2 separate regions of the Homo sapiens genome follow, and region 2 is linked to region 1. Evidence: read pairs that join two places in POLR2A ChIA-PET (ENCODE). Cell type or tissue: CD4-positive, alpha-beta T cell. All regions are shown on one strand. Links, peaks and the distances in the headings refer to the core of each region. The heading gives the core; the rest is flanking DNA. Region 1 overlaps ANKRD11 (ankyrin repeat domain containing 11). Region 2 overlaps ANKRD11 (ankyrin repeat domain containing 11).

The links. ChIA-PET counts read pairs that join two places held together with the same protein. Peaks named below come from ENCODE experiments on the same cell type or tissue, not always from the same donor. Only the 100,000 strongest peaks of a DNase experiment are listed, where the experiment ranks them.
Region 2: POLR2A ChIA-PET joins it to region 1 with 5 read pairs; 4 of 35 experiments call an interaction of 5 or more read pairs at or near these places.

What each region holds. Positions count from the first base shown.
Region 1 is chr16:89,300,990-89,305,989 of GRCh38, reverse strand. It overlaps ANKRD11 (ankyrin repeat domain containing 11), which reads left to right. Exons shown (of 13, transcript NM_013275.6): 4 at 646-784. Among named protein-coding and RNA genes, the nearest start is that of ZNF778, 86 kb to the right of the region's middle. In CD4-positive, alpha-beta T cell, for the core only: no CTCF peak of the experiment used is centred there; no DNase peak of the experiment used is centred there.
Region 2 is chr16:89,415,472-89,433,131 of GRCh38, reverse strand. ANKRD11 (ankyrin repeat domain containing 11) reads left to right here. Exons shown (of 13, transcript NM_013275.6): 2 at 14,764-14,848. It overlaps LOC128462377, which reads left to right and starts at 14,840. Exons shown (of 2, transcript NM_001416403.1): 1 at 14,840-14,848. The coding sequence starts at 14,840. It overlaps LOC101927817 (a long non-coding RNA gene), which reads right to left and starts at 2,214. Exons shown (of 3, transcript NR_110932.1): 1 at 1,787-2,214. RefSeq lists enhancers at 1-217, 9,715-9,814, 9,401-9,901, 12,558-13,057, 13,058-13,559 and a silencer at 8,174-8,283. In CD4-positive, alpha-beta T cell, for the core only: no CTCF peak of the experiment used is centred there; DNase peaks (open chromatin) are centred at 10,061 and 10,471.

The DNA of each region.
Region 1 (5,000 bases), core at 1-5,000:
GGCGCGTGTCTGCGGAGTGGGAGGTGGGTGGCGCGTGTCTGCGGAGTGGGAGGTGGGTGGCGCGTGTCTGCGGAGTGGGAGGTGGGTGGCACGTGTCTGCGGAGTGGGAGGTGGGTGGTGCGTGTCTGCGGAGTGGGAGGTGGTGCGTGTCTGCGGAGTGGGAGGTAAGTGGCGCATGTCTGCGGAGTGGGAGGTGGCGCGTGTCTGCGGAGTGGGAGGTGGCGCGTGTCTGCGGAGTGGGAGGTAGGTGGCGCGTGTCTGCGGAGTGGGAGGTGGCGCGTGTCTGCGGAGTGGGAGGTGGCGCGTGTCTGCGGAGTGGGAGGTAGCGCGTGTCTGCGGAGTGAGAGGTAGCGCGTGTGTGTCTCCTCTGCTTTCTCCACACACACCAGCGATTTCCTGAGCGTCCCTCCGGTGCGCAGGATGAGAAATGGGCCAGAGTCAGGGCTGAGCCACAGCCCGACCCCGGGCTTCTGGGTGAAGGTTCTGCGGTCGGTGACCAGCCTCACACAGCCACGCCCTGGGGTGCAGGGAGGGTGTTCATTGCCCAAATAAGAGATGCGCTTCTCCTGGCATATGAAACAAAATCTTGAGAGCTTGAGAATGTAATTTGGACATCACGACTGAAAGCATCCCTTTCTTTTCTAGGATAAAGATAAAGTTTCTCTAACCAAGACCCCAAAACTGGAGCGTGGCGATGGCGGGAAGGAGGTGAGGGAGCGAGCCAGCAAGCGGAAGCTGCCCTTCACCGCGGGCGCCAATGGGGAGCAGAAGGACTCGGACACAGGTACCAGCCCGCGGCCCCTCCTGCAGTCAGCCCTCCACAGGCAGCCCGGAGCAGCCCAGGCAGGGCGTCCCTGGCCCCCGCACCTCCGGCTTTGCACTGGGACGCACTCTAGCACCCTGCACGCCGTCCAGGCAAGAGGCAGCAGGGGCGGAGCACAGGCCCCCACATGCCACCTCCTTTGCACCCGAGGCTCAGGCCCATGGGGCCGATTGGAGAGCTTCACTCTTGGGTCCCACACACGTGGAGATGCACCCGGTGCATGTCCAGCCCTGGGCGAGGTATGGGGCTGCTCACCTGTGGGTCTTCTGACAGCTGGACACGGGAGGGAGACAGTGGTTCCCCTCAGGGCCACAAAGGCACAGGAAGAAACTCCATTGCTTGTAGTAAAAACCAAAGGGAGCCCTAAAAGTGAGCAGGAGGCAGGGAGGTCTTCCCAAGCACAGGCGGGGTCTGAGGCTGCAGAGCAGGAATGTGTGTGCTGTGTGCCTGTGCCAGAGTGTGTGCCCAAGTGTGTATGCCTGTGTGTATGTGTGCCCATGTGCACATGCCCGTGTATCTGTGTGCATGCCCTCATGTGTGTGCCTGTATGTATGCCCGTGTGTGTGCCCGTGTGTGTATGTACTTGTATGTACCCATGTATGTGTGTGCCCGTGTATGTGCTTGTGTGTACCCATGTGTGTGCCTGTATGTGTGCCTGTGTATGCGTGCCCGTCTATGCCCGTGTATGTGTGCCCATGTGTGCCTGAGTATGTGTATGCTTTTGTGTGCCTGTGTGTGCCTGTATATATGTGCGCTCATGTGTGTATGCCCATGTGTGCGTTTGCATGTGTGTGCATGTGCATGCCTGTGTATGCGCCCGTGTGTGTGTGCATGCCTGTGTGTGCCCATGTGTACGTGTGTGCCTGTGTGCCCATGTGTGCATGCCTGTGTGCCCGTGTGCAAGCCCATGTGTGTTCATGTGCACACGCTCCTGGTGGGGTCAGCGCCTTCTGCAGTGACACCTTCCCAGTGGATTCTGTCTTGAGCTGCTTGCAGGGAGCCCAGAGGCCTCTGCGCTGGCCGTGCTTGCTCTTTGGTGATTCTTGTGTCCAGAGGCCTCCTTGTCCTCCTGGTCATCCAGCTTCTCTACAGCCCTGCTGGGGAAGGTTGGAGGCAGTAGAGCACTAAGCTGGCCACAAAGCCTGGAGTGAACCGGGAGAGTGCTGAGTCAGGCCCTCGGCTCTGTCCCTGGCTTCCTGAGACTTCTTGAATGCAGCCATAGCACAAGGCGTAGAGGCTGTGCCAGGATGCGGGCTTGAGAGCAGATGGGGGAAGTGGTCCAGGTGAGAAGAGCTCGTGATACGAAGGAGATTGTTGAAGAGGAACGGCAGCAGGCACAGCCAGTAAAGAGGATCCACACCCCAGCTTTTGTCAGCACAGCTCAGCAAGCTTCAGCCTTTATGATTGTGTGGCTGCCGCAGGCCTGTGGCCCCTCCTGTCCTATGTGGGGTGCTCCAGGGATGTGCTCACAGTAGCCAGGTGGAGACTCTGCTGAGTGAAAGGCCAGCAGAGAGGGCTGGTTTTCCCAGATGGGAAGTGAGGGGCAGGTGCAGTGCCAGGCACATGGCTCCTGTCTCTGGGCCAGCACATCTGGGGACAGGAAGGCTGCAGGGACACCAGCACAGGCCCAGGAGGACTCCTCTTCCCAGCAGCGGACAGCTCCGAGGAAGAACACTGGGAGACACGGGGAAGTGAGTGGACAGAATGTGTGGATGGGTTGTGTAAGGGACCTCAGCCCCCAGAAGGGAGGGCCTGGGTGACTCCCTGGAGCTCCCAGCGGTGCTGTGTACTCTCGGGCTTTAGGCCTAGAGAAAGTCAGTCCAGGCCTGAAACCCTGTGTTTGCCGTCTTTGGTCCCCATGCTGGTTTTGGTTGTAGAAGGCCGTCATGTTGATACGTAGCTGTTAGCTCTTTGCACAGTGGCCATGCGGGAGTTGGCCTCAGACCTTTGAGGTGTTTCTGTGATGTCTCTGGAGGTGTTGCTGAAAGGGTTAATGAGACAAGCATCTGCTTCTGCTTCCTGGGAGAATGATCCCACTTGGTAAGGTGGCGTTCCCAGGGCTACCTGGTGCCCACCCCATCTGGCTGCTCAGGTCTCTTTGTGGTGGCCGTTTCATCATGGTGCAGAGAAGCTCTCACCCAGGGCCCTGTTGTGTTGTCAGAAGCTTCCGGGGTCTGTCTGTTGATGGTTAGCGCCTGCGTGGTGCCAGCCGTGCTGGCCCACTGAGGCCATTCTCGCTCTCTGTGGGTCTCTGGGATATTTTCTGCCACAGCCCTGGGTGCTCCTGGAACTGCGTGTTGAACACCATGTCCTTACTCTGTGAGGGGCAGGCCTAGGTGAGGACAGGGTAGGTGAGAATCCCTGTGAGGTGGGAAAACAGTAAAGAACATTTTGAAAATAGAATTTTCCAGGCAAGGATTGTAACAAAAAGACCTAAGAAACGTAGTATTTGTCCTCCTGTGTTTATCACCCTTTCGGGGCCAATTTTAATAACTTCTTGTTTAATGTTGCAAAACTAGATTTCCTAGGAAGATTGTTCTGATGTATGAGTGTGGAGCGTTGCTTATCCTAGAAGCTTGCATTTTAACCAGGACCCTCTTAAAGTAGCAAGTCCACAGCCAGGCGCGGTGGCTCACGGCTGTAATCCCAGTACTTTGGGAGGCCGAGGCGGGCAGATCACAAGGTCAGGAGTTCGAGACCAGCCTGACCAACATGAAGAAACCCTGTCGCTACTAAAAATACAAAAATTAGCCAGGTGTGGCGGCGGGTGCCTGTAATCCCAGCTACTCGGGAGGCTGAGGCAGGAGAATTGCGTGAACCCAATAGGTGGAGGTTGCAGTGAGCCAAGATTGCGCCATTGCACTCCAGCCTGGCAACAGAGCAAGACTCCGTCTCTAAATAAATAAATAGTAGCGAGTCCAACTCCAGTGCGTTCAGCCCCACCCTGGGCCGGGAGGCTGCTGGGCGCTGTGGCTCTCACACACGCCGCGTCCCCTCCTTCCCCCAGAGGAGCCGTTCTTGCTCAGAAATGAGTGGGGTGGAGGGAGAGGCGCACACCAGCAGGGATGAGAAGAGAAACATTGGTGCAGGGTTAACTGACACGTGACAGACAAGAGACTCTTCTCTGGTCCCCAGCAGTCAGGCCTCTCTGGAGGGGTGTGGGTGCCCCTTGCTATGGTGGGAGGGATGCAGGGTCACCACCGTGCCGGATGCCTTGGCTGTGTCCAAGTGGCAGAGGCTGGCACGTCTCCCTCAGAGACCTCCATGTTGCTGTGGGGATGGCTTCCCGCCTCCCAGATGCAGGGTTGAGTCGGCCCTGCCCGCGGTCCAGTGCCATGGAGATGTGGCCTCTGCGGTGCTTAGTCAGGGCTGGGGGCCGCCTGCCAAGAACAATGTGATTCTGTCTGTTGTGAATCAGCCCAGTTTAAAGCAGTCCCCGAGGCTGTGCATCCGCGTGGTCCCTGCACAGCAGCCTGGAGGCTGTCCAGGCAGACGTGAGCATGTGACAGCATCACCTCTGTGTCTTCCAGAGCGCTGGGCAAGAGCCCGTCCTAGGACCAGGCCTCTGTAAGGGCTGTGGGTGCAGCAAGGAGTGGGAAGGCACCTGCCATGTCCCGGCCCCAAGACAGCTCTGCCCACCGAGCCCTCTCAGACCAGCTTGCCCTGGGACTTCTAGCCCATCTTGCCTGCCCTGCTCTGCCTGCCCTGTCTGCCCGGGGCCTCTTGTATCTGCTTTTGAAGTCTGTCCTCTACCACCTCAAGGGTGGTCTCAGTTTAAAAAGCCTTATCACTGAAAGCATTCATATTAAATTATATGATATCTGGGATTTGCTTCAAATGATACTACTTTGTCTACTTTTTTATATGTGTAAGGTTTCCCAAAACTTAAAAAATCTAAAAGTAGCCAGGCACAGTGGCTCACACCCTTCACCCTTCCAGCACTTTGGCGGGAGGATCCCTTGAGGCTAGGAGGTCAAGGCTGCAGTGAGCCGTGATTGCGCCACTGCCCTCCAGCCTGGGCGACAGAGTGAGACCCTGTCCATAAAAAATAAAATAGATAAATAAATAATCAGTCAACCAGCGAATGTTTTTGAGGTTGCTGTGCATCATTGCCTGGCCTCCCTGGGGTTCTGGGGAGCCTCCTGCCCCGCTGTTTCTCCTGCGCCTTCGTCTGTGA
Region 2 (17,660 bases), core at 7,858-12,857, 120 kb before region 1:
CTGTTCTAAAGAAGCTGAATGGATCAAAAGGGTAAAATGCTCAGAGGCCAAGGGAGAGCTGTTTTTATTATGGCAATGCTTGTATATAATGTGGCCTGTGTCCATATATTTCGTGTGTGTGTGTGTGTGTGTGAGAGAGAGGAGAGAGAGAGAGAGAGAGAGAGAGAGAGAGAGAGAGAGAGAGAGATAGGGTCTCTGTCACCCATGGCTGGAGTGTGGGGCTGTGATAAAGCCCCCTGCAGCCTCGACCTCACAGGCTCAAGTGATTCTCCTGAGTAGAGACTCAAGTGATTCTACTGAGTAGCTGGGACCACAGGCGTGTACCACCATGCCAAATTTTTTAATTTTTTATAGGGATGGGGTCCCATTGTGTTGCCCAGGCTGGTCTTGAACTCCTGGGCTCAAGATTATACCGTGATAGAATATGAATGGGGGTGAGTGTGTGACTGGTAAGGTCTCGGGTATGGTGGTGACATAGTATAAAAATATAAAAGCAATACATATCTCCGTAGAGAATTTGAAGAATATTGAGAAGTATAAGGAAGAAAGTCAAGACCTGAGCTTGACTTTGAAGAATGAATAGGAGTTTGCCAGCTGGACACAGTAGAAAAGGGCATTCTAGGAAGATGGAGAGGGACCCTCCTAAACTGGAAGGTGTTTGCGGTTGCTCAGAGGCTGGGGAGGCAGCCAGACAGCACCCCTCAACACAGTGCATGCCACGGGCTCTGGGAGGCGGCTGCCACGGCGATGGGTCCTGAGGTCACAAACAGCGGCTGCCAGCCTGGGGAAACACTGGAGTGTGTCCCATGTAGGAGTGGAAGCTTTCGTCCTGTGAAGCTTTTATTTTCCAGGGGTGTGTGTGTGTGTGTGTGTGTGTGTGTGTGTGTGTGTGTGTACTGCATCACGATGTACAACATGAATATATTCCTTGTTAGCCCAGTGACTTCTGCACACCAGACTGAGGTGTAAATAAGTGACCAGATGTGGCAAATTCTCCCCTTAGCACTGTGGGGAATAAGTTGATGGTGTGTGTGGCTGGAGGTGGAGATAATTAAGTTGTTATGATGATGTAGGTAAAGAAATACTGAGACACTCTTGAACTAGAAGTCAGAGCGGTTGCAGTAGGGAGGAGTGACAGTGATGGGGGGGAGCTGGAAATGGACAGGATTTATAAGTGGGCTTTTGATAGGGAGGAGGAGGCAGCTGGTTTCTGCCTTGGAGGGTTAGACAGTGGTGCCCTGCAGCAAGGCAGGGGATACAGGAAGGAGTGGGGTGAGGGCTCTGTATGTGCACAGCCTGTGTGAGGAGAGCCGAGTAAGGTGGGAACATTGTCTCTGATTGACAGTGTCTCTAGTTGGACATTGTTGCAGTGGGTTCAGTGGGTTCAACTCTGATTGGCAGAGCTGGGATTCAGCAGCACGTCGTTAAAGCCAGAGGCAGGTGAGAGTGCCCCTGCAGTGGCTGAAGACAACATTGAGGGAGGAGGTGGAGGAAGGAGATGTAGCAAGTGAAACAAAATGGAAACAAAGTTCACAAGAGAAACCGGGAATGGTGGGGTGGAAGCCTGGGAAGAGAGTGGTTTGTAGGTTCAGTGCTACTGCGAGACCATGCTAGATGAGTGCCAGTTATGTTCCATGTTTCTCACAAGAAACACAGAGGTGGCATCTGTTAAGGGCTGTCGTGGGGGTTGAATGAGGCGATGCGTGGAGAGCACAGAGTGGGTGTGCCTGGGTGTGTGATCATCATGGTGTGGCCAGTGGTGGTGATGGGAGGGGCAGCCACTCACCAGCTCGCTCTCTCTCCAGCCCGTGCAGCCTGCCAGGACTCTTCCAGACACGGGATTTGTCGGTGAACAACGCAGAGCTGATGCAGACATGTGGGTAAAGATGTTGTCCATCCAGTCGCACGCACCGGCCAGCTTGCTCTTATTTATCTTCTGTACTTTGCCTTTGCTGCTTGAGAGTTCTGTAAACAATTCTTAATAAACAAAGAGGCAGGTTTTATGTGGAAACTCCTGGGAGAGGAGAGGATTTCACTGAATGCAAACAGGAGGAAGGAGCAGATGTTAACCCTAGGCTTCTGGAAGCAGGGTTGAGTCAGCAGCGCCTTGGTCTTAGGAAGAGGCCGGGATGGATAGGTTGAGCCTGGAGTGGCCGTTTCTGTTTCTCCGCCTGCGCACCCACTTCCCAGGCTCACAGGGGTTTCCTTTGTGATGCAGGAGGAAGCACAGTGGGAAGAGGAGAGCACAGGCAGGGCTGACGAACATGATGATTCTCAGACAGAAACTGCGTAAGGTCATATGTGAGGAGCAAACTCCCTTTTGTCTTAAGAAAGAAACAATTCATTTTGGTGATGTTTCTTTTGTTACAGTGGCCGGCCATCAGGTTGCATTAATGAAATGGAAAAGTAGTGTTTCAAGATAGGGGACAAGTCTGCTGGGCGGGGACAGAGCCTGCAGTGTGGAATGCCTGCCAATCAGCCATTCATCCAAGGGGCGTTTGTTGACCTTTGTCCTTGTTAAAGGACAGCGCACCTGCTGTGTACTAGAACGTCTGAGCGTGAGAGTTGAGAATCCCTGCTGTGTACTAGAACGTCTGAGCGTGAGAGTTGAGAGTCCCTGCTGTGTACTAGAACGACTGAGCGTGAGAGTTGAGAGTCCCTGCTGTGTACTAGAACGACTGAGCGTGAGAGTTGAGAATCCCTGCTGTGTACTAGAACGACTGAGCGTGAGAGTTGAGAGTCCCTGCTGTGTACTAGAACGACTGAGCGTGAGAGTTGAGAGTCCCTGCTGTGTACTAGAACGTCTGAGCGCGAGAGTTGAGAGTCCCTGCTGTGTACTAGAACGACTGAGCCTGAGAGTTGAGAGTCCCTGCTGTGTACTAGAACGACTGAGCGCGAGAGTTGAGAGTCCCTGCTGTGTACTAGAACGTCTGAGCCTGAGAGTTGAGAGTCCCTGCTATGTACTAGAACGACTGAGCGCGAGAGTTGAGAGTCCCTGCTGTGTACTAGAACGTCTGAGCGTGAGAGTTGAGAGTCCCTGCTGTGTACTAGAACGTCTGAGCGTGAGAGTTGAGAGTCCCTGCTGTGTACTAGAACGACTGAGCGTGAGAGTTGAGAATCCCTGCTGTGTACTAGAACGACTGAGCGTGAGAGTTGAGAATCCCTGCTGTGTACTAGAACGTCTGAGCGCGAGAGTTGAGAGTCCCTGCTGTGTACTAGAACGTCTGAGCGCGAGAGTTGAGAGTACCTGCTGTGTACTAGAACGTCTGAGCGTGAGAGTTGAGAGTCCCTGCTGTGTACTAGAACGTCTGAGCGCGAGAGTTGAGAGTACCTGCTGTGTACTAGAACGACTGAGCGTGAGAGTTGAGAGTCCCTGCTGTGTACTAGAACGACTGAGCGTGAGAGTTGAGAGTCCCTGCTGTGTACTAGAACGACTGAGCGTGAGAGTTGAGAGTCCCTGCTGTGTACTAGAACGACTGAGCGCGAGAGTTGAGAGTCCCTGCTGTGTACTAGAACGACTGAGCCTGAGAGTTGAGAGTCCCTGCTGTGTACTAGAACGACTGAGCGCGAGAGTTGAGAGTCCCTGCTGTGTACTAGAACGTCTGAGCCTGAGAGTTGAGAGTCCCTGCTGTGTACTAGAACGACTGAGCGCGAGAGTTGAGAGTCCCTGCTGTGTACTAGAACGTCTGAGCGCGAGAGTTGAGAGTCCCTGCTGTGTACTAGAACGTCTGAGCGCGAGAGTTGAGAGTCCCTGCTGTGTACTAGAACGTCTGAGCGCGAGAGTTGAGAGTCCCTGCTGTGTACTAGAACGTCTGAGCGCGAGAGTTGAGAGTACCTGCTGTGTACTAGAACGTCTGAGCGTGAGAGTTGAGAGTCCCTGCTGTGTACTAGAACGTCTGAGCGTGAGAGTTGAGAGTCCCTGCTGTGTACTAGAACGTCTGAGCGTGAGAGTTGAGAATCCCTGCTGTGTACTAGAACGTCTGAGCGCGAGAGTTGAGAGTCCCTGCTGTGTACTAGAACGTCTGAGCGTGAGAGTTGAGAATCCCACGCTGCAGGGACGTTGCTGTTCTCTCAGAAGCTGTGTAGTCCCTTCCCTCCCCCCAACCCCCATTTACATTCTGTTCATTGCATCTTAGATGTTGGGCTGTACAAATCATTGTGGGCTCACATTCTAAATTAAAAGAACAGTGCACATTCAGGGACAGTGGTGTATTCTTATTTTTTTATTTTTATTTTTTGAGGTGGAGTCTTGCTCTGTTGCCCAGGCTATAATGCATTGGCACGATCTTGGCTTACTGCAAGCTCCGCCTCCTGGGTTCAAGTGATTCTCCTGCCTTAGCCTCCTGAGTAGCTGGGACTACAGGCGCCTGCCACCATGCCTGGCTAATTTTTGTATTTTTAGTGGAGACGGGGTTTCACTATGTTGGCCAGGCTGGTCTCGAACTCCTGACTTCGTGATCCATCCACTTCGGCCTCCCAAAGTGCTGGGATTACAGGCATGGGCCACCATGCCTGGCCTATGACAGTGGTGTATTTTTAAAGGAAATAATGTTATGTTGGTTATTGCAGAATTTTATTCATTCATTCATCATTCATTCTTTCATTTTGAGATGTAGTCTCGCTCTGTCACCCAGGCTGGAGTGTAGGGCGCAGTCTCGGCTCACTGCAAGCTCCGCCTCCCAGGTTCACAACATTTTCCTGCCTCAGCTTCCCCAGCAGCTGGGACTATAGGCGCCCGCCACCACGCTTGGCTAATTTTTTTGTATTTTTAGTAGAGACGGGGTTTCACCGTGTTGGCCAGGATGGTCTCGATCTCCTGACCTTCTGATCTGCCCGCCTTGGCCTCCCAAAGTGCTGGGATTATAGGCGTGAACCACCGTGCCCGGCCAAAGAATTTTATTTTAATTAATTAATCTATTTTTTTGAGATGGAGTCTTGCTCTGCTGCCTAGGCTGTAGTGCAGTGGCACGATCTTGGCTCACTGCAACCTCTGCCTCCTGGGTTCAAGTGATTCTCCCACCTCAGCCTCCCGAGTAGCTGGGATTACAGGCGCGCGCCACCATGTCTGGCTAATTTTTGTATTTTTATTAGAGATGGCGTTTCACCATGTTGGCCAGGCTGGTCTCAAACTGCTGACCTCAAGTGATCCATCTGCCTTGGCCTCCCAAAGTGCTGGGATTAGAGGCACTAGATTATTGAAGAATTTTAAACCTTTCAAACTAAAGAGTTTAAAAAAACTGTCAAATCAGTGCCCTTGTTTTATTTTGCCCCCTTAATAATTAAAAATAATCATTTTAGAAAAACCTGGCATCATACGATTACTAGACTTTTTTTTTTTTGAGGCATACTCTGTCTCCCAGGCTGGAATGTAGTGGCACGATCTCAGCTCACTGCAACCTCTGCCTCCTGGGTTCAAGCAGTTCTCCTGCCTCAGCCTCCCAAGTAGCTGGGATTACAGGCATGTGCCACCACACCCAGCTAATTTTTTTGTATTTATTGTAGAGATGGGGTTTCGCCATGTTGGCCAGGCTGGTCTCAAACTCCTGACATCAAGTGATCCTCCCGCCTCGGCCTCCTAAAGTGCTGTGATTACAGGCGTGAGCCACCACCCCGGCCCCTAGACATTTTAATTATGTCTTTTCTACTCTGAAAAAAGTTTTAAGAAAAAGTTGTATAGTTCTGTAAGTTGTAGTATGTAAGAGGTTTACAATTCCATCTAGATTTTTGGATCACTTTTGAAAAAAGGCCGTTGGAATTCTGATAGTTACTGCACTGAATCATCAGGTCACCCTGGGGGGTGTTGCTGTCGTAAAGACACTGTGTCTTTTGATCCATGAATATGGGATTTTTTCCCTCCACTTATTTAGGTCTTCGGTTTCTTTCAACAGTGTTTTGTGGTTACAGGGTGCAAGTTTTACACTTCTTTGGTTAAATTTGTTGCTAAATATTCTTTTTGATGCTGTTTTAAATGGAAATGTTTCCTTAATCTTTTTCAGATTGTTCATTGCTTGTGTATGATGATGATACAGCTGACTTTTGTATATTGATCTTGTATCATGCAGCTCTGCTGAATTGATTGACTGACTGACTGAAGACCTTGTTGCATACCAAGAGATGGTTCTTCATGGAGTTGTATCTCATTCTGAGGTTCCTACTTGGCAAAAGACAGGCTGGTAACAGGTGTCCTGATGTCTACTGCCACTTGGATTATTCATTTTGTAGAAACAGAACAGATGAGTGTTGTGAGAGGTCACAAATAACTAAGCGATTGTTGAGTAGGAGCTTCACACTGAAGTGAAACAGCCGCTTCCCGGATTTCTCCGTCTTTTCTGTTTCCCAGTGTCCATGACGCCGATCATAAAATGGTGAGGCCAACAGTGAGCTCAAGACAAGTAGATCACAGTATATTCATGTTTCCTTTTGAGTTTTGCCATTAGACTGTGATGCTGATTTGGAATTCTGTGGGTTTACTAAGAGCTAGAAATAAATTGGTCATCTATATGCGCCTGATTTAGGCTTTCTGAAAGGTTGGTCTTATGTCTTCATTGGTCAGGATTTCAGATTTGTGTGTGTGTGTGTGTGTGTGTGTGTGTGTGTGTGTGATGTTTAAGTGACCATCAGAGCCTCTTGTTCCCTTTCAAGGCTTGTTTTAGTGAAGCCACGCAGGGAGTTGGTGTTTGTTGCTCAGGGAGCTTGTGAACTCGGCCGGCGCTGGTTGGGGTCTTGTGGAGCCGGGCCTCCTGCGGGAGGGAGGCAGGTATTGCACAGTCCAGCACTGTCCTTCCTCCACCTTCTCCTGTGTGTTATTGGGGCTGTTTTCACTGTTGGCTTTTGTGTCACTTTCTCTAGTTTGATTTCATGCCTTTGTCCTCCTCTAATTTTCAGGTATTTCCCAGTTTCTGATCTACAGCTTCCTTTGTTTTTTTTGTTATAGCTGTGTATCTGTTTACTTTCAAACACGAATTGTTTTTGCCATTCCCCTGGATCCGGTGAGGAAGGGAAGGTTTTGGCAGGAGTCGGATGCCTCCTCTGAGGACTGAAGGTTCTCCTGCCTTCCATAGTTGGCTTTTGTTCTTTAGCAGAGGAGTTTGATTCCTATCAGGGCAGGCATTATGGAAAGGGAAGAACGGTTGTGTGAAATCGTTCCCCCTTGTTCTCGTTCTGCATTCATCCACTTTGCACCTTTTTCTGCTAAATGGTATAAAGAGAATTGTTTGGGAACATTCATTTTGTTTCCTGTTTCGTTTTTTCCTGTAGTAAAAAGAAACATTTGCACTGAAGAAGGAAGCCTGGTTTTCCTTCTAGTTCCTCCTCAGGCTCACCTCAGTTCTGAAGTTTGCGTAGTTGCCTTTATTCCCTGGAGCCTTCTCTTTCACTTTAAATCAGAGAAAACGAAATGAATAGCACCCCACCCTTAAAAAAGAAACACCAGAAACAGGAAACAAATAACTGCACCTTCTCTGCCCCCAGCCCGAAAAAATCGAAATAACCGGCCCACCTTGTCCGCCCCCAACCTGAAAAAACGAAGGAGACCGACCGAGGTCAGGAGAATGGTTTGATCAGAGTGGATAGGTGACCTGTCTGCACCAGCTGGCCTTGGGATTGTGGGGCTCCTGGCACCATTGTGGGAGTGGAATCCAATTGGCTGTGTCTTTTTTTGATTGAGAACTAAAATGAGATGAGGCTGGATGGTAGGTCTTTAGTGTTCCCTTTAAGTCCTCTAAAGTTACATTGTAAGATTTTTAAGCCATAATAATAGCAGATTCATGTCCATGTTTTCCATTTCCAGTTTCAAGACTGATCGTGGTGAAGAGTGTGGGCACTGGAGCCAGCCAGCCTGGTTTCAGGTCTTGGCCCCACCATTTAAAATGTGACCTTGACTAAATTTCTCACACTTCTAGGGCCTCAGTTTTCTCATGTGCAAAGGGGAGATAATAATGATACCTACTCTGTGGGATTATTGTGAGGATAAAGTGAGTTGGTGCTAGATAAAACCATATGAAATTGTCAATATTGGACTCTTTCTTTTTTGGACTTTTTTTTTTTTTTTAAATAGTTTGAGCTTGTGTTTTGTTGTAAGAAATCCTTGAGAGCCCTTTGTACACTTCGGCCAGTCTCCTCCTCTCTTCGAATGGTAACACATTGGAGAACTGTGGCCTTAATAGAACGTCACAGCCAGGATGTGGACACGGTATCGCTGACCGGTCTTACTCAGGTTGCCTGAAGTTTACTTGTACGTGTGTGTTAGAGAGAGAGATTGATTGATTTGAGTTCTGTGCGTGTTCACCACTGGGGGCCCCCGTCCCTGCCGTGTTGCGGTGCTGAATAGTTCCATAATCGCAAGGATCGGCCCTTTGCCCTTTTCTAGCCACATTTGCCCCTTCCAGCCCATCTCCCCACCCTGGTCCCTAACCCCTGAGAACCACTGATTTGTCCTCCATTTGAAAAATTTGTCATAAGAGTGTCATATAAATGGAGTCGTAGAAATGTAACCTTTTCGATTGGCCTTTTTGCTCAGCGTAATGTTCGCTCTGTTTTGTTGCTGAGTGGTCTCCGTGGTGTGGGTGGACTCAGCTTATTTATCCATGGTGAGAAACACACATTCACCCGTCCACACCCAAAGACTGGGCTTGGAGACACACAGAACAGCAGAAATGAGACTTTTTTCTTTCTCTCTCTTTTTTTTTTTTGAGACAGAGTTTTGCTCTTGTCACCCAGCCTGGAGTGCAGAGGTGTGATCTTGGCTTGCTGCAACCTCCGTCTCCTGGGTTCAAGTGATTCTCCTGCTTCAGTCTCCCGAGTAGCTGGGATTACAGGCATGCGCCACCACGCCTGGCTAATTTTGTATTTTTAGTACAGACGGGGTTTCTCCATGTTGGCCACGCTGGTCTCGAACTCCCAACCTCAGGTGATCTGCCTGACTCAAAGTGCTGGGATTATAGGTGTGAGCCACTGCGCCCAGCCAGGAAGCAAGATTTTTAATGGCAGTCTTGCAAGATCAGGTGCCTGGTAGGCAGGTACACCCGGGGCAGTCACAGCAGGTAGTTTATCTCCTCTAATGCAAGTCCCTCCCCCAGTTCCTCACTGGTCGAGTACTATGGGGTTACAATCTTCCCGGAGGTCGCCTGAGTTTCATTATCCCGTTGTACGCCGTCCCCTTACCCGCTTACAAGGTTGTACCCTGTCCTCTTACCCGCTTAAGTTTTGATTTCCCAATACTGAAACTTTCTTCCCATTTATGGGCTGACCCCTCTTCTACATTTTGTTCGCTTATTGTGACCTTCTAGGTGCACGAGCCGTGCGGTTTGTTACATCCGCAGGCTGGCTGCCATTGCGTAGATTTATCATGCCTGGAAAACGGACCATTTAAAACGTTTTCTTACACCATCGAAGCACATCTGGGCTGATTCCAGTTTCTGGTGCTTATGAATAAAACAGCTGTGAACAACTGAGTGGAGTTTATTGGACCATTTTTGACCTCTAGTAATGGTGGGCTCACATGTTTGAGTTGAGTTGGGTCAGGTGCTGAGTGCCTGCTGCTGCAGGCACCACCTTGTGCTTTCAGGTTAACTCTAACCACACATCTCATGCCTTCTCTGTGCATGTATTTGAAGTTACTGAAAAAGTATTTGTCAAGAAAGCCACAGCTCCGCACTAGTCTCTTAAAACCCATCCGTATGCTCCTGTACTCATGAAAGGAATGCACTGCGGGCCGTTCTGTGGGAAGCAGGGAAAAGACAGACCTGGCCCTGAGACAGGCTGGTGTGACTGCCGTTCGGAGCCCAGGGTTAATGGTGCTGGTTAGTCAGCCAGTGTCGGGGGCAGATGCCCATCGTCAGTGGCTCCCCTGTGGACCCTCCCACCCAGCCTAACGCGAATGAAAATCATTGTTTGCATAAGGTCATAGCTCTGGCTAGCAGCGTTTTGAGACCAAGGCCAGTGTAGGGACCTGTCTTTGCTAACATGGACTCCTGGGCTCTGAGGGTGTTGGGAAGGTGGCTCACGGGAGGGAGCTGAGGGGCCTGAGCTCACAGCTGTGAAACCACCGTGGCCCTTGGTTGTCTGAAGGAGCAGCGGTGTGGGGCAGCCACAGGCCTCGTGGTTTTTCTCTGCTGTCAGTTGGGGTTAGTCAGTGTGGACAGAAAGAATTGCTCATCTTAGCGGATTGAAGACTATGGTTAGCAAGCAGTTGTAGATCTCCTGATTGAAAAAAGTGATTATTGATGTGCTTTGATATAAAGAAAGAAAAAAAGAAAAAAGTGATTAAAGTGGGAGTGAATTAAACATTAATACAGTTGTGTCAGTCAGAGTCTCCTGAAACTTGTGATTCTCTTAGGGGAGAAAAGGGAGACTGTAATAAAAACATGAGCAATCTTGAACTTCCGTTCCTTTCCAAAAATAAGCATCAGGTCTGCCCAGCTTCCTTCCCAGGGAGGCTGTGATTCTGTTTCGGACGGTGCTCGTGGCTGTGACTGTTCGTCGAGAGCAGTGAGTAAAGCAGCTCTCATGCAACAAAGCGAGGGGAGAGCCCAGGGCGTTGAAAGAGGTGGGGTGCGATTGGGTCAGCGCGAATATCGTGTTATTACTTGACATATTGAAAAGTGTGTTTATTACTGACCCATAGTCGCACCTGTTAGTGGAGTCCGGTAGGATGCCTCAGTCCGTGGATGCCTTGTTTACCGATGAGACCAGGGTGGTTACTGTGTCCATCCCCTCAAATACCACTTCTTTTTGGTGATAACATCCAAGATCCTTTTTTTTAAAATTGCTTTTTTTAAAAGAAAAATTCTGTAAAAAAATTCTTTTAATGGTTTGGATATTCTTAGGGTCTCAGTCGCTCGCCCAGGTGGAGTGCAGTGGTGCCACCCTAACTGACTGCAGCCTTGAGCTTCTGTGCGGAAGTGATCCTCCCACCTCGGCCTCTTAAAGTTCTGGGATTATAGGTTTGGCCTAGAGCTCTTTCTTCTTAGGTAACTTTAACTTTTTACCCGTTGATTGTATTAAATAATTTTCTTTCCCTATCCCTAACGTGGCAAATAACCCACTTAAAGGGGTTGATGAGAGTAAGGAGTCCAGAGTGGTAAGAGCATTTAAAACCTCACATTGCTCCACCATTCAGAGAGAGCCGCCATTAGTACCTCCTGGGTTTCCTAACACAGAATGCGTGTAGCCGACTCCTTAGCACCTGGGTTATCATCTTGTCCTGTTGCCATTTCCATAGGTAGAAGCAACTCCCTGTTGTTTTAACTGGATTCTGGTTTTGGTTACCCCCACCCCTGCCCCAAGACATGGATGGGCAGTGGTCCTGTCATCACACACTGACCCTTCGTGTCTCACCCCCACCCCCAGACATGGACGGGTGATGGTCCCATCCCTGACTCCGTCATCACACACCGACCCTTCGTGTCTCACCCCCACCCCCAGACGTGGACGGGTGATGGTCCCATCCCTGACTCCGTCATCACACACCGACCCTTCGTGTCTCACCCCCGCCCCCAGACATGGACGGGTGATGGTCCCATCCCTGACTCCGTCATCACACACCGACCCTTCGTGTCTCACCCCCGCCCCCAGACATGGACGGGTGATGGTCCCATCCCTGACTCCGTCACCACACACCGACCCTTCGTGTCTCAGCCCCACCCCCAGACATGGACGGGTGATGGTCCCATCCCTGACTCCGTCATCACACACCGACCCTTCGTGTCTCACCCCCGCCCCCAGACATGGACGGGTGATGGTCCCATCCCTGACTCCGTCATCACACACCGACCCTTCGTGTCTCACCCCCACCCCCAGACATGGACGGGTGATGGTCCCATCCCTGACTCCGTCATCACACACCGACCCTTCGTGTCTCACCCCCACCCCCAGACATGGACGGGTGATGGTCCCATCCCTGACTCCGTCATCACACACCGACCCTTCGTGTCTCACCCCCACCCCCAGACATGGACGGGTGATGGTCCCATCCCTGACTCCGTCATCACACACTGACCCTTCGTGTCTCAGCCCCACCCCCAGACATGGATGGGTGATGGTCCCATCCCTGACTCCCTGACTCCGTCATCACACACTGACCCTTCATGTCTCCATGGTCTCTGTCTGCACTCAGCCTCCACAGGCCTGTTGATTCCTGAGTTGCTGTAGGCAGGAGCTGACAGTAAGAAGTGTAGCCTGGTGCTTTTCTGTTTGACAACATAGCTTGTTTATAGTCGTGGTGGTGGTTTTGATGTGAACATGTATTCTAAATGAAGCTTTTTTTCACACCTTAGAAAATGTCTTTACTTGGGAGGCTGAGGTGGGAGGACCCCTTGGGCCCAGGAGGTTGAGGCCGCAGTGAGCTGTGTTTGCACCACTCCATTCCCAGCCTTGGCAACACAGTGAGACCCTGTCTCTTAAGAAAAATCTGTAATGTTTATTCCAAATATTTTAGAGGCTCTGGATTGGTACTGTCTTCCAGAGATAATGGGATCAGTTACTGAGATTGTCTGTCAGTCAGAAAGAAAAGACCTTCAGACCAGAATTTTCTCTTCCCAACTTGCTTTCCATACCCTGTGGGACCCTAAGACAACAGAAAACTGAGTTTTGTTTCACTTTTAACTGATGTTTTTCACTTTCACCTGATTTGGGCCCAGTTTCTTCATACATGGGAAACAGCAGCTGCATTAAAGCAGCAGTTCTCACCGGCGTGTTTTGCCCTTTAGCGGACATCGTCTGGAGACATTTTTGGTTGCCAGGATTTGCTGGGTGGCCTTACTGGCATCTAGAAGACCGACGCTGCTCAACCCTGTTGGCGCGCTGAACCCAAATGCCAGTGGCAGTGAGCTTGCAAATCGTTGGACTCATGATGCTTTGAGTGCTCTCAGGACTCTGGAGGTCGATGCTGGGGTTCCTCGCTGGCTTCCTGCTGCTGATGCTCTTCCCCTCTCTGAGCTCTTTTACGGAAAGCTTCGTGGCACACTTGCTGCTTTTCACTGAAACCAGGCTGTGTGGTGACTAGAAGCTGCGTATTCACATTTATTTTTATTGATTGATGGATTGAGGCTGCTGTGCAGTGGTGTGAGTAGCTCCGGCTACAGGCGCACGCCACCATGCCCAGCTAATTTTTTGAATTTTTTGTAGAGATGGGGACTCGCCGTGTTGCCCAGGCTGGTCTCCAACTTCTGGGCTCAAGCAATCCGCCTGCCTCAGCCTCCTGAAGTGCTGGGATTACAGGCGTGAGCCAGCGCACCCATCACACACTTATTTTTAATGGTCCTTGAGGTTAATGGCAGCTTTGAACAATCCTGTCCAGGAGTGTAAGGAGGAAAAACCTCACTCCATCTTCCAGGAGTGTAAGGAGGAAAAACCTCACTCCATCTTTGCAAAACGCATGTGCCAGGAGTGTTGCTCAGGAAACACGCGATTCTCTCGGATGCTAAGTGCAGAGCCGGGGAACCCTGCACCAGCAAGCCCTGTCCTGGGAGCTGCCTTCAATCCTGTCTGTGCTTCCTTCCCTGGTTCTGCACACGGAAGTGTTTGGAGTTGGAGGAGAGCCTGATGTTTGGATGGGACTGAAGTAACATGGGTATAGATTTTTTTTCCCCCATTTAGACTGGTTTGTTTTATTCTTGGAGTCCCCAGAGCTCTTCAGGGAAATTATATAGTTTTATTCAGCTGCCTTTTTTTTTTTTTTTTAAGACGAGTTTCGCTCTGTCACCCAGGCTGGAGTGCAGTGGTGCAGTCTCAGCTCACTGCAACCTTTGCCTCGCAGATTCAAGTGATTCACCTGCCCCAGCCTCCCAAGTAGTTGGGGTTACAGGTACAAGCCACCACACCTGGTTAATTTTTTGTATTTTCAGTAGAGACGGGGTTTTGCCCTGTTGGCCAGGCTGGTCTTGAACTCATGACCTCAAGTGATCCGCCCACCTCGGCCTCCCAAAGTGCTGGGATTACAGGCGTGAGCCACCATGCATGGCTTTATTCAGCTTTTTAAAAAAATGGTACTGCAGTATAATCTTTTCCTCTTAAAATACTCAGTGGAAATGAAAACCACCTTATCTTTTTTTGCACCTTTTATGTAGTTTAAAACTTAATATGCTTCTTAAAGTTAAAATTAGCCTTTTAAGGCTGGGCATGGTGGCTGACGCCTGTAATCCTAACACTTTGGAAGGCCGAGGTGATTGGAACACCTGAGGTCAGGAGGTCCAGATCAGCCGGGGGTGGGTGGCGAGCGCCTGTAATCCCATCTACTCGGGAGGCTGAGGTAGGAGAATCGCTTGAACCCAGGAGGGGAGGTGGAGGTTGCAGTGAGCTGAGATCACGCCACTGCACTCCAGCCTGGGGGACAAGAGTGAAACTCTGTCTCCAAAAAAAAAAAAAAGGCCTTTTAAAAACTTAGCTTACTGGTAATGTTTTGTTTCTGTGGCGAGATTGCCCACTTGGGTTATTTGGTTTCTTACGTATAAAAAGCCCCAGAGCCTCTAAAATCTGGTTTTATGGTGATTTCACAAGATTGTATCAGTGTCATCTACTCTTTTTTGTGCTGGACTTTGGATTTACCTTTAAGTTGTTGCAATTGCTGCATTGTGACGTAAAGGTATTTGATGAATGAAGTTAAGTTTTGGCCTTGGCACAGTGACCAGGAGCTGAGCAGTGGGTCATGGGAGAGGAAGGGCGATGGAATAAACCGTGTGGACCAAATGGAGGGAGACGAGAGCGATGAAAGAACTGAGGCTGAAATTATTATTGACATGAGCTAATCTCACTCTCTTGTTTCAGAATATATACAGCCCTGCTCTGGGACACACCTCCATTGGATTTAAAAGACAGTCCTCGTCAGCACTGACTTTCAGCTATGGAATCGGTAAATACTCACTGCATTCTCTATCAATTTATGTTTTTGTCATTGATTTGTAAAAATAAGTATCAAAATAATGCGTGAGTGTCCAGGTTGGTTTTCTTGGACTTGATAGAGTTTTGTCGAAATGTTGTGAATTTTGTTCTGGATTTCACTTAGAGTGTATTCAGAGTGGTAACAGGTAAGCATTTTTGGATTAATGAATGGGATCCTTGGTGTCACAGTGAGAAGAAATCTGCTGAAAAATTAAATAGGTTGTTAATAGCCTATAAAAGAAGTTTATTTCCTCTTGTCCTCCTTTAATTTTCTTCATCCTCAGATGGTCTGGTGATGACTGAGACCCCCACCCTGTGCTGTGTGTTGTGTGCTCTGAGCATGTTGTGTTAACAGTTTGCGTGAGGATTCTGTATCCTGGGAGCTGTTCTGCTCGTTAGGATCCTGGTGGTCTTGCCTGGTTGTCCTTGGATGAGGATTCTGTATCCTGGGAGCTGTTCTGCTCGTTAGGATCCTGGTGGTCTTGCTGGGTTGTCCTTGGATGAGGATTCTGTATCCTGGGAGCTGTTGTGCTCTTGTTAGGTTCCTGGTGGTCTCGCCGGGCTGTCCTGTGCTTCTGGGCATAGTGCTGTTGCTGAACCCTCTAGATGGCTATTCTGGCTTTTCCTAGGAGCTGGAGACCAGTGTGTATGGTTGGCAGGTAAGGAGTGGGAGCCTGGTTCGCCAGCCCTGACTCCTTGCCTCCTCCTGGGAGTCACTGGCATGTTTTTTGAGAGGAGCGGCAGCAGTCTCCAAAAAGACTTTGGCCTTGGCTCTGAGCAAGCACGTGTCGCTGTAGGGCAGAGTCCTCCCTCCTTCCAGAGACGCATGGTGAACTGGCAGGTTATTTTCTCTGATATGTGGATTGACAGCAGTTGAAGAGAAAACTTGGCTAAATTAAATTTTCATATTTTGGCCAGGTGTGAGTCATGGTTTTAAAGTGAACATTCCAAAAATACATAATCTGTTTTGTGTTGTTACTCCCAGCAAACGTGAAAGAACCTTTCCTGCAGCTTCTTTCGGGAGCTTCATAGTTTGGTGTATCTGTTCCTTATCTCAGTCGCCTGGAGTCAGGCCACTTTAAAATACACCTGACTGCTTTCTTTCATATGACTGAATTCTTTCCTTGGAAATAGAGGTGAGGTTTGAAGGAAAGGGAATCTGAGATATCCTTGAAAATAGGTCTAGAATTGTCTTCTCTTAATCTGTGGGATGGTTTGTAGTTAGAATGAAGCCAGCCTGGGTAGTGGGCATGTTTGTGATCAGGTGAGACATTTTTCAAGATCTGGAGGTGGACTGAGCCTGGTTGTGATAAAAGGGGTGCCATGGAGGGGCCAGGTACATGGGAAAAGGGGGGCAGCGATGAGGGAGCACCCCACACCCCAGGGTCTGAGCTGTGCCTCTTTGTGAAAAGGATACTGCTGACCTTAATGTATGACAAGGAAAAGCAAAATGCTGCATTTTCTTTTTTTAATTTTTTTTTTTTTTTTGTAGAAACAGAGTCTTGTTACGTTGTCCAGGCCTGTCTTGAACCCCTGCTCTCAAGCAATCCTCCTGCCTCAGCCTCCCAAAGTGCTGGGATTACAGGTGTGAGCCACCACACCTGGCCAAAATGCTGCTTACTAGTGTGAAAAATAAAATTATTAATCAGCAATTAGTGGCCAGGCACAGTGGCTCACGCCTGTAATCCCAGCACTTTGAGATGTCAAGGTGGGTGGATCACTTGAGGCCAGGAGTTCCAGACCAGCCTGCCAACATGGTGAAACCCCATCTCTATTAAAAATGTAAATATTAACCGGACGTGGTGGCGAATGCCTGTGATCCCAGCTAGTTGGGAGGCTGAGGCAGGAGCGTTGCTTGAACTGGGAGGCGGAGGTTTCAGTGAGCCAAGATCACAACACCGCACTTGAGCCTGGGCGACAGAGCAAGACTCTGTCTCTGGGGAAAAAAAAAAATCGATGGATTCAAAATACAGGCTTCTCTGATTAAAGGGGAGCAAGCTATCAGCAACTCTGCTGACAGGACCTGGAATTGGCCTAAATGTCTAGCACTCTAGTGGATTGAGAACAATAGATGTACTGATACTTAGGTTTGATGACATAGGAAATGTTGGCATTTTTGACCATGCCACAGTAATAATCTAAGGTGTTTAATGCCATTTGTCACTTTTGTGAACTATAGATCCTCAGTATTGATTTTGTCTTTTGTTTGCCTGTGGTGGTTAGATTGAATACGAGGAAGGCCCTTAGCATGAGGTCTGTTGTGGCCTCCCATCAGGGAGACTGCAGTGTTGCTACAGAGAGGCCCTGCTGAGCAGAGGTTGGGCGCAGTGTGACCAGAGGCGCCGTGACCCACATGGGCATGTGAGGGCCTCCTGAGGACCTCACTGAGGCTGGTTCTCCATTGTTTTTTTTTTTTTTTTTTTTTGAGACAGAGTCTAGCTTTGTTGTGCAGGGCCTGGAGTGTAGTGGTGCAATCTCGGCTCACTGCAACCTCCACCTCCCAGATTCAAGAGTTTCTCCTGCCTCAGCCTCCCAACTAGCTGGGATTACAGGTACCCACCACCACACCCAGCTGATTTTTGTGTTTTTAGTAGAGATAGGGTTTCACTGTGTTGGCCAGGCTGGTCTTGAATGCCTGTTCTCCATTGTTTTATCTGGCATTAAAATGCAGGGTTTAAAAAAAGAATAGCTTGCCGGGCGCAGTGGCTCACACCTGTAATCCCAGCACTTTGGGAGGCCGAGGCGGGTGGATCATGAGGTCAGGAGATCAAGACCATCCTGGC